Regions from separate parts of the Mus musculus genome. Here region 1 is linked to region 2. The links are chromatin loops, found by intact Hi-C in ENCODE. Cell type or tissue: heart. All regions are shown on one strand. Each heading gives the region's core, and the rest is flanking DNA. Links, peaks and the distances in the headings are about the cores only.

The links. Peaks named below come from ENCODE experiments on the same cell type or tissue, not always from the same donor. Only the 100,000 strongest peaks of a DNase experiment are listed, where the experiment ranks them.
Region 1: a loop joins it to region 2, with 2.3 times the contacts of the local background. A loop is called at or near these places in 2 of 42 quality-filtered maps.

The regions. Positions count from the first base shown.
Region 1 is chr2:117,809,389-117,814,770 of GRCm38, reverse strand. It overlaps Gm13985 (predicted gene 13985), which reads left to right and starts at 1,969. Exons shown (of 3, transcript NR_126427.1): 1 at 1,969-2,023; 2 at 2,397-2,533. In heart, for the core only: a CTCF peak has its summit at 3,044 (motif pointing right); no DNase peak of the experiment used is centred there.
Region 2 is chr2:117,539,385-117,544,766 of GRCm38, reverse strand. No RefSeq gene overlaps it. Among named protein-coding and RNA genes, the nearest start is that of Gm32137, 100 kb to the right of the region's middle. In heart, for the core only: a CTCF peak has its summit at 3,084 (motif pointing left); no DNase peak of the experiment used is centred there.

The sequences.
Region 1 (5,382 bases), core at 176-5,175, 270 kb before region 2:
TCAAGTTGGGGTCCAAGCAAAAGAAAAAGAATGCATCTGATGAAGTTCAGAATATCACCTTCTAAACTACCAAGCGTGGCATTATAAAGTGGGCTTAATTCCTGTCAACCACAACTCCGAATGCCCATTGGATAGGCTGTAGGGAGAAGATGTTCTCAGAGCCCTGCAACAGAGAACTTTCTCAACGATGGCTTGCTGTAGCCTGCTTCCTTTCTGAGGCCACTTGGATCAACTCTGCAACAGAGCTGGTTTGGGCAGGTCTTTGTCTTCAGGAACGAGGCCTTCCTTTTGCCCGGAGGCCTTGAAATGGGTCAAAACAATGTATTACTTATATGAACTCCAAGGCCAAAATGTTCTCTTTGTAGGGTCCTTTCTCAAGTTTTTTCCTGTTATGACTGTCCAACAGAAACTCTCAGAGAATCGGCAGCAAAATTAAGCCAAAACTCAGAATGAAACTTTGTTTTTGGAATGGCTATCTTGCCAAAAGCTATCTACAGATTCAATGCAATCCCAATCAAAATTCCAACTCAATTCTTCAACAAATTAGAAAGAGCAATCTGCATATTCATATGGAATAACAAAAAACCTAGAATAGCAAAAACTCTTCTCAAGGATAAAAAAACCTCTGGTGGAATCACCATGCCTGACCTAAATCTGTACTACAGAGCAACTGTGATAAAAACTGCATGGTACTAGTACTTTCGACAGACAAGTAGACCAATGGAATAGAATTGAAGACCCAGAAATGAACCCACACACCTATGGTCACTTGATCTTTGACAAGGGAGCTAAAACCGTCCAGTGGAAAAAAGACAGCATTTTCAACAAATGGTGCTGGCGCAACTGGCGATTATCATGTAGAAGAATGCAAATTGATCCATTCCTATCTCCTTGTACTAAGATCAAATCTAAGTGGATCAAGGAACTCCACATAAAACCAGAGATAGTGAAACTTATAGAGGAGAAAGTGGGGAAAAGCCTCAAAGATATGGGCACAGGGGAAAAATTCCTGAATAGAACAGCAATGGCTTGTGCTGTAAGATCGAGAATCGACAAATGGGACCTTATAAAATTGCAAAGCTTCTGTAAGGCAAAAGACACCATCAATAAGACAAAAAGGCCACCAACAGATTGGGAAAGGATCTTTACCTATCCTAAATTAGATAGGGGACTAACATCTAATATATATAAAGAACTCAAGAAGGTGGACTCCAGAAAATCAAATAACCCCATTAAAAATGGGGTTCAGAGCTAAACAAAGAATTCTTACCTGAGGAATACTGAATGGCTGAGAAGCACCTGAAAAATGCTGGAAAGAACCCAGATGCCCCTCAACAGAAAATGTAGTACATTTACACAATGGAGTACTACTCAGCTATTAAAAAGAATGATTTTATGAAATTCCTAGGCAAATGGATGGACCTGGAGGGCATCATCCTGAGTGAGGTAACACAATCACAAAAGAACTCACATGATATGTACTCACTGATAAGTGGATATTAGCCCAGAAACTTAGAATACCCAAGATATAAGATACAATTTGTAAAACACATGAAACTCAAGAAGAACGAAGACCAAAGTGTGGACACTTTGCCCCTTCTTAGAATTGGGAATAAAACACCCTTGAAAGGAGTTACAGAGACAAAGTTTGGAGCTGAGATGAAAGGATGGACCATCTAAAGACTGCCATACCCGGGGATCCATCCCATAATCAGCCTCCAAACGCTGACACCATTGCCTATACTAGCAAGATTTTGCTGAAAGGACCCAGATATAGCTGTCTCTTGTGAGGCTATTCTTGGACCTAGCAAACACATAAGTGGATGCTCACAGTCAGCTATTGAATGGAACACAGGGCCCCCAATGGAGGAGCTAGAGAAAGTACTCAAGGAGCTAAAGGGATCTGCAACCCTATAGGTGGAACAACATTATGAACTAACCAGTACCCCGGAGCTCTTGACTCTAGCTGCATATGTATCAAAAGATGACCTAGTCAGCCATCAGTGGAAAGAGAGGCCCATTGGTCATGCAAACTTTATATGCCTAAGTACAGGGGAATGCCAGGGCCAAGAAGAAGTGGGAGGTGGGTGAGGGGAGGAGAGTTGGGGGGAGGGTATGGGGGATTTTTGGGATAGCATTGGAAATGTAAATGCAGAAAATACCTAATATAATTAAAACTAACTAACTAACTAACTAACTAACTAAATAAGAAACTTTGTTAATAGAAAGCCAGCTCTATGTATAAGCTTCAGAGGTTTATATCACTCTTTCTCTTGTAAACTCATGGCAGAAGAATTAGAATCTAAGCTTAAATTCCCTTACAGTTTTAAAGCTAAAGAAGAGAAGACCCAAAGGAACTGAAGTCTGAAATGTGATTCTGTTGCTCTTATTTATAGGCTGCAAGTTGCTGGTCTCTGGCCCGTCCACACCTTGTCATTCTGTCCCTGCAGCCTGCACTTGCTTTTCCTGGGTCAAGTGTGTTTCCTGAGGGGCTACAGAAAACACATTGTCCTAAGTCGGCTTTCTTATGAATGTAAGTAGTTAAGGTTTTTAAAGATTGATATTTCCAACTGGTGAGCCACACCTACCACTTTAGAGAAGAAGCCAAACCACAAACTCTGAAGCAATTATTTTTAAAAAAAATTACATTCTTATACCATGGGGCTGAGTATGTGTCTAAGACTCTGTGTGTCCAAATGTAATGTCCACTTAGTGGAAAGGCTGGGCATGTGCTGGCACAGTGGACATAGTAATGTCCAACAGCCCACGTCCTCAGCCTGCAAGGCAAGAAGGCTCTTGCAGATGCCATCATGTATTGTAAGATGGGGAGGGAGCATCTTCTAAATCATTTAGTAAGTCCACTATAATCATGGGGAACTTATGAAAGAAAAGTCAGAACTTCTGAGTAAGACAGATATTGACAGTGTCACACCATTATTTGGGGATGGACCAAAAGCCAAGGAACATAGGTGGCTGCTAGAAGCTGGACAAGGCTAGCAAATGGATTTTTCTCTTAAAGGCAGCAGAAATCATGTAACTGTGCCCAAACTTTGATTTCAGACCAGTAGGTGGCATTTTGGACTTTTAGTCTTAGTAACTGTAGGAGAATAAACTTACTGAGTTTATGGTCATTTCTGACAGTGGCTGCTGAGGACTTGTACAGATGGTTAAGAGTTTAGATTCCAGAGAAAAACCAGCCTCCTCTAGTCTCAGCCTGACCACGTGTGTCCCTGAGGCCCACCAGCATACATTGAACTACTTGCAGTGTGCTATAATGCATCACTTAGCCTATGGGTGGCCAAGCCTTTGCTTGAAATTGACTGACTTCTAAAGCCCAGGTTTATCTTTGATTTCTCATAGTTGGAAACTGTTATTCTCACTCATGCCTTGGCTGAGTCCATCATTTTCAGAGTCCCTCAGCTACCATATTGTTTGAGCCAAATGGTCCTTCAGTTTTCCTGAGACGTATGTTTTTGCTTTGGGCCATGAAATTTTGCTTTAAGCTGTCACAGGTCATAAAACAAGCAAACAGAAAGCCTTCACATATTTAAAAATAACTATGTATAAATACCTATAGGGGTAGCTGTAATCATTCATCAGGATGAAAATATCAGAAAATTTAAAGCTTAAGGCTTTTCCCAAGCTACAGAATTACACACACACACACACACACACACACACACACACACACACACACACGTCTCAACCTTATGAACTAACAAAAAGCCTTTACAATCAACTGAGGTAAAAAAAAAATCTGTCCCATACATGCAAAAATTTAATAAATCCTAAGCCCCCTCAAAGTCTTTAAAGTGTTTATTTTACTAATCCAATCTGGGCATTTGTCTTATTTCTCAAAGTTCTCTTGAAATGTACCAAATGTTAGGCTATTCTAAGGTGAATCCTTTCAAATTTCTTGTTCAAATTAAATTTAAATATAAGACAAGAGAGTAAGGCAAAGACACACCCAATAGAGCTGACCTCAAAGAGGTGGCTCGCGTGTGCCCCAGGAAAAGAGAATGGGTCATAGAGATGGAGCAGAAGCAGCATGATAGTGCCCATTCTGCAACATGGAAGGAAACAGCAGTCGTGGCTAAACTTAACCCTGGACAAAGGTAAAGGCCTGCCTTGGGTGTCCTTATAAAGTGTAAAATTGATTTTGTATTACATGTATTATTCTGATTAATCAGGTAGCATGGCAGAGATATGCTTGTGATTTCCTGTGACACAATATCCAATCTCATGGGTCTCTTGACCCACTGAAGGCATTTGCTCAATCCAATTGAAATGTTCCCAGTAGGATTAAAGAGGAAGTTCTATGGTTCTATCCATAGGTTGGTTATTTTAACCAATGACGTGAATAAACTATTAACATAAGGAGTAATAATTTAGGCATCATTATATTATTAACACAACTAACAGATACATAACTCACAATTGCCTGGAAGGTGCCTTGGAGTTGGCACTGTGTTCAGTACAGGATTTGTAGAATATGTGTGAGCTATAAGTTAAAAATGGAATGAAACCCAATCCTAAAACTCATTTCTAAGGTGTACTTGAATATTGTTATATAGATTTTTCTCTATATCCTAGCCGACACTCATTTAGCCACACAGTGAAGATGCTAACTACAATGTGGAAATCAATTATTGCAGAACTCATCACTTGAAGTTTGGTGTGAGTGATGAAAATAAGGAGCTTATTAAACTCAAGGATTCTGGCCCTGGTTAAGAAGGAGCTGCCGTGGGCTTGCAGCCCATAGACTTCCTCTGGTTTTTGTTCACTAGGAAAAGCATGGCGTTCTGCTTGACTGTTATGCATTTCAGCACTGGTGATATCATCACTGTCAGCTACAGCCAGAGGGTCTGTTCATGATGCCCTGATTCAGTGCTATGGCCCATATATATCCTCTAGTAATATGTGAAAGTTATGTATGGCATTCCGATGTATCTATAACTCCTTGGTTCACATCAATTCTGCATGGACTGAACTCAAGAGTAACTAAAGCTACTTTATTGTCAACATAAACCTAAGATGTTGATGTTTAGCGGTTTGGATAGCTTAAGAGAATTCCATCACCACCGCTAAAAATGCTGTCTAACATGTGTGATCAACAGATACTCAAATGGGAGCTGTTTCTCCATAGTTTCCAGGAGAATTCCAATGAAAATATTAACTTATTTAAAACATTTAAAGTTCACTGCAGAATTATTTTTAAACTGGAAATTCTATTAGATCTGCAGAACTTTTGAAATAATTTCAGGTTTTATGTGTCATTACTTTACTTATTTTTTTGCCAGAAGGATTGCGGGTGATAGAAATTTCTTGAGAAAATGGTTTTTGGTACATCAAGGAAGGATCATTTTGATCATCTGATCCTAT
Region 2 (5,382 bases), core at 169-5,168:
AAGTGAGATGAAGATGGAACAGAACCACACAGCCCAGAGAAGCCGAGAGGAACGTGGATCCCAGCAAGCTGGGAAATAGAGTAGTGTAGTGGAGAATCTGCCCCATCTAGACCTTCAGGTTATAACTATTGTAACTGAATTTTGTGTTTGTGCAGGGGCATATTGGGGTTAGAGATTTACTACAACAAGTATCATTATACATAGTTACCTCTACTTCACGTTAAAAGGAACAGCATCATTGAGTGCTCTATTTATAATCTTATATCCACTCAGTGATAAACTTCACATTGGACCCTATGTTCTGCCTAGCCCAAAACATGTGCTCTTAGCAAAAGACAATCTTGGTTTGATTAAGAATTTTGCTTTTAAGACCTCTGGAACAGCCTTTGTCTTACGTAACTCTCCCACCCATAGTCCTTTTCTCCAAGGTTTAGACTACAACAGTCTTATCTCATCTATGAGTATTCCACAGAGCCTTCCTAATCTAGTACCTTCCAGGTAAGAAGAATAATGTCTCCATCCCAAAGATGCCCACGTTTTTATTCATAGACCCAGTGTGAATGGTATCTTTGCTGAATGGTAGTGAGAGGAGGGAATTAAAGAAAGTAGATAGAATTAAGATGGCTTATCAGATGATTTGGGTATGAAGAGATTAAAGAGCCAATACAATCACAGAGATTTCCAAAGTTGAGAGAATGAAACAAGAAAACCAGTCGATAGAAAACAGAGAACAGATGAAAAGGGTTCCCAAGTCACAGAACATAAGAAGCTTCTAGAAACTAGAAAAATAGAAGAAATATACTCCCACCAGACCACCCAGAATGAATGCTTGATTTTACTCCAGGGTAACCCACTTTGTCCCTCTGACCTCCAGAACCTTGAAAAGACAATTCAACTTTTTGTAAAGAAAGTACAAGACCTGATCCCTTTCTTCTGGCCTCAAACACCCTGTGTTGCCATGTTCCATGTTCCACTAAAGCTCTGGTTAGCTGGGATTTCCTATGGAACTGATATACCCTTGCTAGTTCCCCAATGATGCCACCCTCTGGTAAAAATCAAGAGCTGCCAGTGAGGTGCAGGCCCGCTGCTGGGCTCATGTTCCCTCCCAAGCACATACACAAATAGGAAGAGGACTTCCAGGGTATCATTTCGTAGCCAGCAAGTGTCTTGGGTTTCACTTCAGTGGTTAAGGATGTGTCACCCAGGCGCCTTAGCAAGGGGCACTTCCAACCTTCAATTAAAGAGCTGTCATTTGCTCTATATATTAACATCCAGAACAACAAACACACTGTGACATGGTCATTAGAGACAGCCATAATCCATGGCCCGCTGTGTATTGATGTCAAGCCTGCTGCGCTTGACAACTGAAATAATCCCAAAGAAAGCATGCGCTTTCAGAGCCAGCACTCCAGTGAGGATATCCACCCCTGGCTGCCTTCCATCGTCCCACCTCTATCTTGATTCAACCACAGAGTTTTAAATCCTTTATCTTTTTTACAGAAAGACAACCACTTCTCATACTGGGAACTGTACTACAGGTTTTCATTGGTGGGACCTAGTGGGAAATCTTTACTGCAGGCACATAATAAAATTTCACGTTGTTATGATCCTAATCCAAAGGATGTCATGATAGAATGGACCTTAGGACTGACTTGTAAACGCAACCAACTAAACAAGCAAAACAACCTAGAGGTCATGAAGCACATGGGAAATGGAGAAAAAAACTCTAGATAGACAGAAAGGCTAATGGAAAGTCTCTCCACCTCTCTGTGGAAAGTGAGCAGTTTTCTTTCCACTGAAGAGCCTGTGTTGGTCACATCCTGTCCATACATCACAGATGCAAGTCCCACGGATGCAGCCACCTGAGAGCAGGGGAGAAGATGCATATTATATGCACTGATAAATCACTTAGGAGGCATGATCCTGCACCATCCAAGGAATACAAGGATCTAAATGTTAACTAGGGAAGCAAGAAAAAGAAGTAAACCTCAGCGGCCCAGAGTACTCCGGGGCCCAGAAAACAAAAGCAAAACAAACAAAACTCATGAATGGGTTAAAAAGCAGAGCTTATCTCTTAATGGTGCTGCAGCAACTGTCCAGTGGGCCACTGCGGGGATCTCAATGGGAAGTATCCCTGAGAGGGAATCTGTTGTTGGTACATAATATACAGCATCCTTCCTGGTTATTACTTGATAGGCATGGGCTACCCTCATGCATCCTCATCCAGAGGCTGCCTCCGGGCTGAGTCACAAGGCTCTGGCCTGTTGGCCTGTTGCATGTCAGCAGAGCCAGCTCCCTTGAATGACTCACAGGGACACTTGATGGTCCTAGCATCCTGCAGCAGCAGTCTTCCTCAGAAGGAAGCTAGAGAACACACAGGCTCGCCGACCTCTAAATATGTGTGCATCTTTAGAGGAGTCACTGTTCTTTTACATTATTCTGCCTCTGTTTTTACTAATAAGGTGTTATTTTTATGTGTGTGAGAATATATGTGCTTGTTTAGGTGGGGGTGCACACGTGTTGGTGGGTGCACATGAATGTGTGTGCAATACTTACTGAACTTAGGAGACAGTCTTTAAGAAACAACATCCTTAGGACATCCTTAACAATTCCTATCCCCCTTTTTTTTTGACAGCATCTCTCATTGGCACACACACACACACACACACACACACGGGGGGGGGGGGGGAAGAGAGAGAGAGAGAGAGAGAGAGAGAGAGAGAGATCCAATAAGGTCTTCAAAGTAACTCTGAAAGAATTGCATTCCCATTCTTTTCTCTGAACACAGACACAGAAGATGTTCTTCAAATGGCTATGTTCTGCAAATGCAAATACCCTGTTGGGAAGGTTGTATTTACAAACAGCCAAACACACTGTCTTGTTTTATTCCAATGAGCTCCAATGAACAGAGGAGATGAATATGTGAGGCAAATTGATAGAGACTTTCAGGTTTTCTGGAGAACTTAATAGATTTTTACAGACCTAGCATGGGTCTCTAATATCCTCAAGAAATCGCAGCCCTTTTCAAACTTTTCTTTCTCCTTTGTCGTGATCAGAATTTTCTATGTATTGTCGCCACCTGCTGGGAAATCGTAGGATCGGCTTCTGGTGGCATGTAAGGAGGACACCTAGCCAGCACAGGGAGGTGTGAGAGATGAGATTGTCAAATTCATGCATGGCTTTCATTCCAGAAGGAGTCACTCACCTGGCCTTGGCACTCAGGAGTCTGAGCTTTAATAGTCTTCTGGATTCAGAGCTAAAGTCTACATTCCCGCTGGTAAATCATCTGAGTGTTGAATCACCTCCTCTCTGAAATATTTTCCTTCTGTGTGATCTCAGTGATACTTCTGTTTAGGCTAATTTTCTACTGATGTGTTTTGATCAGGAATGGAAACTAACTACTTCCAGTACTCTGGGGGAAAGCCCTCTGCATGTTTGCAGACTGGTTCACAAGTGTGCCTAGTTTCTCTACAAATGTCTTCAGTTTTGTTTTTCTTTTTCTTTAAATTGACTTTGGCCCATTTTCAAAAAGGTACTCTCCATTTCTATATATCATTCCTAAATACTTCCAACACCTCTGTCTCTTTCCATACTGGGAGAACATGACACCCCATCAAGGAATCTTGCTAAAGGCAAATACAATGGAGCCATTGTCATGTGGACCCCTCTCAGATCATCATTCCCTTGGAAACTATTTTCTCAGCACCTGCGTGAGACACGAAAGCGAGGTCCACAGGGCAGACAGGATGACCGTGCCAGAGAGAGGAGGCAATGCAACTATAGCTGTGCATAGAATGCACAAGGATGCTGATGCTTGGGAGACAGGAGCAGCCATGGGGCTACGAAAGGCCAGGGAAGGGAAAGAATGCTTCCAGCAAGGGTACACGGAAGGCTCTGAGGCAGCAGTGAGACTGAAGAGCTCTTTGAAGAATACGTAGAATTCTGTTGGACTGAAAAGAAGGGGGCTAGGAAGGGACACGGGCTTCTGAAGAGAGTCAAAAAGTCTGATGAACACCCGAGACCATGGGTGTGGATAAAAAGTGCTGGATGTGGTTGCATTGAGTGAGTCATGGGCAGACAGGGAAAAGTGGATGGGATGGATTGTGAAGACATCTCCTACAAGGGGAGCCATTCAAGGATCCAGGTGCTCTGTTCATTTCATGGAACTCCTATTTGATTTTATCACCTTGCATACCAGCTGCTCTCAGTGTCACTTGCTGTCCATCCAGTGTTGGGTCTTAGTTTGGAGTCACTGCTGTAAGCTAGAGCTTGGCTGTCACTGTTTCTCTCTACCTCTGGGCAGCCTGTGTGACACTAACCTGACCCCACGCCTTTCCTTGCCCAACCCATCAGAAGACCAGTGCCAGCTGACTAGTCATTCCTGGCTTCTTTTCCTGACACTTTGTCAATAAAGGTAGGTCATGAGGCAGTGAGATCCTGGACAAGTTACCCATCACCGTGGCTTCAATATTCTCAACTTTAACGAGACAGGGGTCACATCTTAGAGCTTATATCCCAGTCCACAAGCCATCCCGGCCATTTTTGTGGACTCAATTTAGATTCACTGAAAGAATTTGCTTCTGAAACTAGAGTTTAAAACAAACTGGATCTGCTATGTAGTCAACCTGCTTTGAGTTATGTGTTTCCAAAAAGGAGAAGGCGAAAGGAAGAGAGAAGAAGCAGGCCTGCTTTCCTTCTTGCCAAACTGCCTCTCTTCCAGGAGATGCTTTTAAAGACAAAGAGAAAATGATGGATCAGAAATTACAGAGGAAAACATGCGCTACAGGTGGGCACCCAGCATATGCTTCAGCCAACACTCTCTGTCCTCTGTGCATTTGATCACCACACTGGCCTCGCTCGCTTGATTGAATCTGTCAATATGGGCAAGCCTTTCCCTCTCTGGTCCTCACTGAAGCCTGTGTCCGATTTTAATTAAGTCTTATGACAATCCTGTAAAGTTAGGTGCTATAAAGCCTACTGTGTAGAAAAGGAAATTAAGGCTTTGGATTTCTTATGCCTTCTGGTGAGTGAACTTGACAACCATTCTACTTTGACATTTCTTGTACTGAAGGAAAGGGAACTTAGGCCATCCAGATCCATAGAGCCTTATAACAAATTACCTTTGAGGTCTTACAATTATGGCACTATAAAACGCAAGAGAAATGTCTGCATTTGTAGTCCTGAACCCTCTGAACCTTGGCCGCCTGCAGCTAATTAGCAGTCACAGAAGCAAGCTTCTCCTGGGGAGAATCCTTTCCACTCCCAGGCCTCAAGCCTAGCCATCCCAGTGACTTAAGAAGATGTAAGCAGGGTGGGGGTGATGGCAGCTGGGGAAGAGACTCTACAGGGGGTGACAGCTTTCATTTAAATTGGCCATTTCTG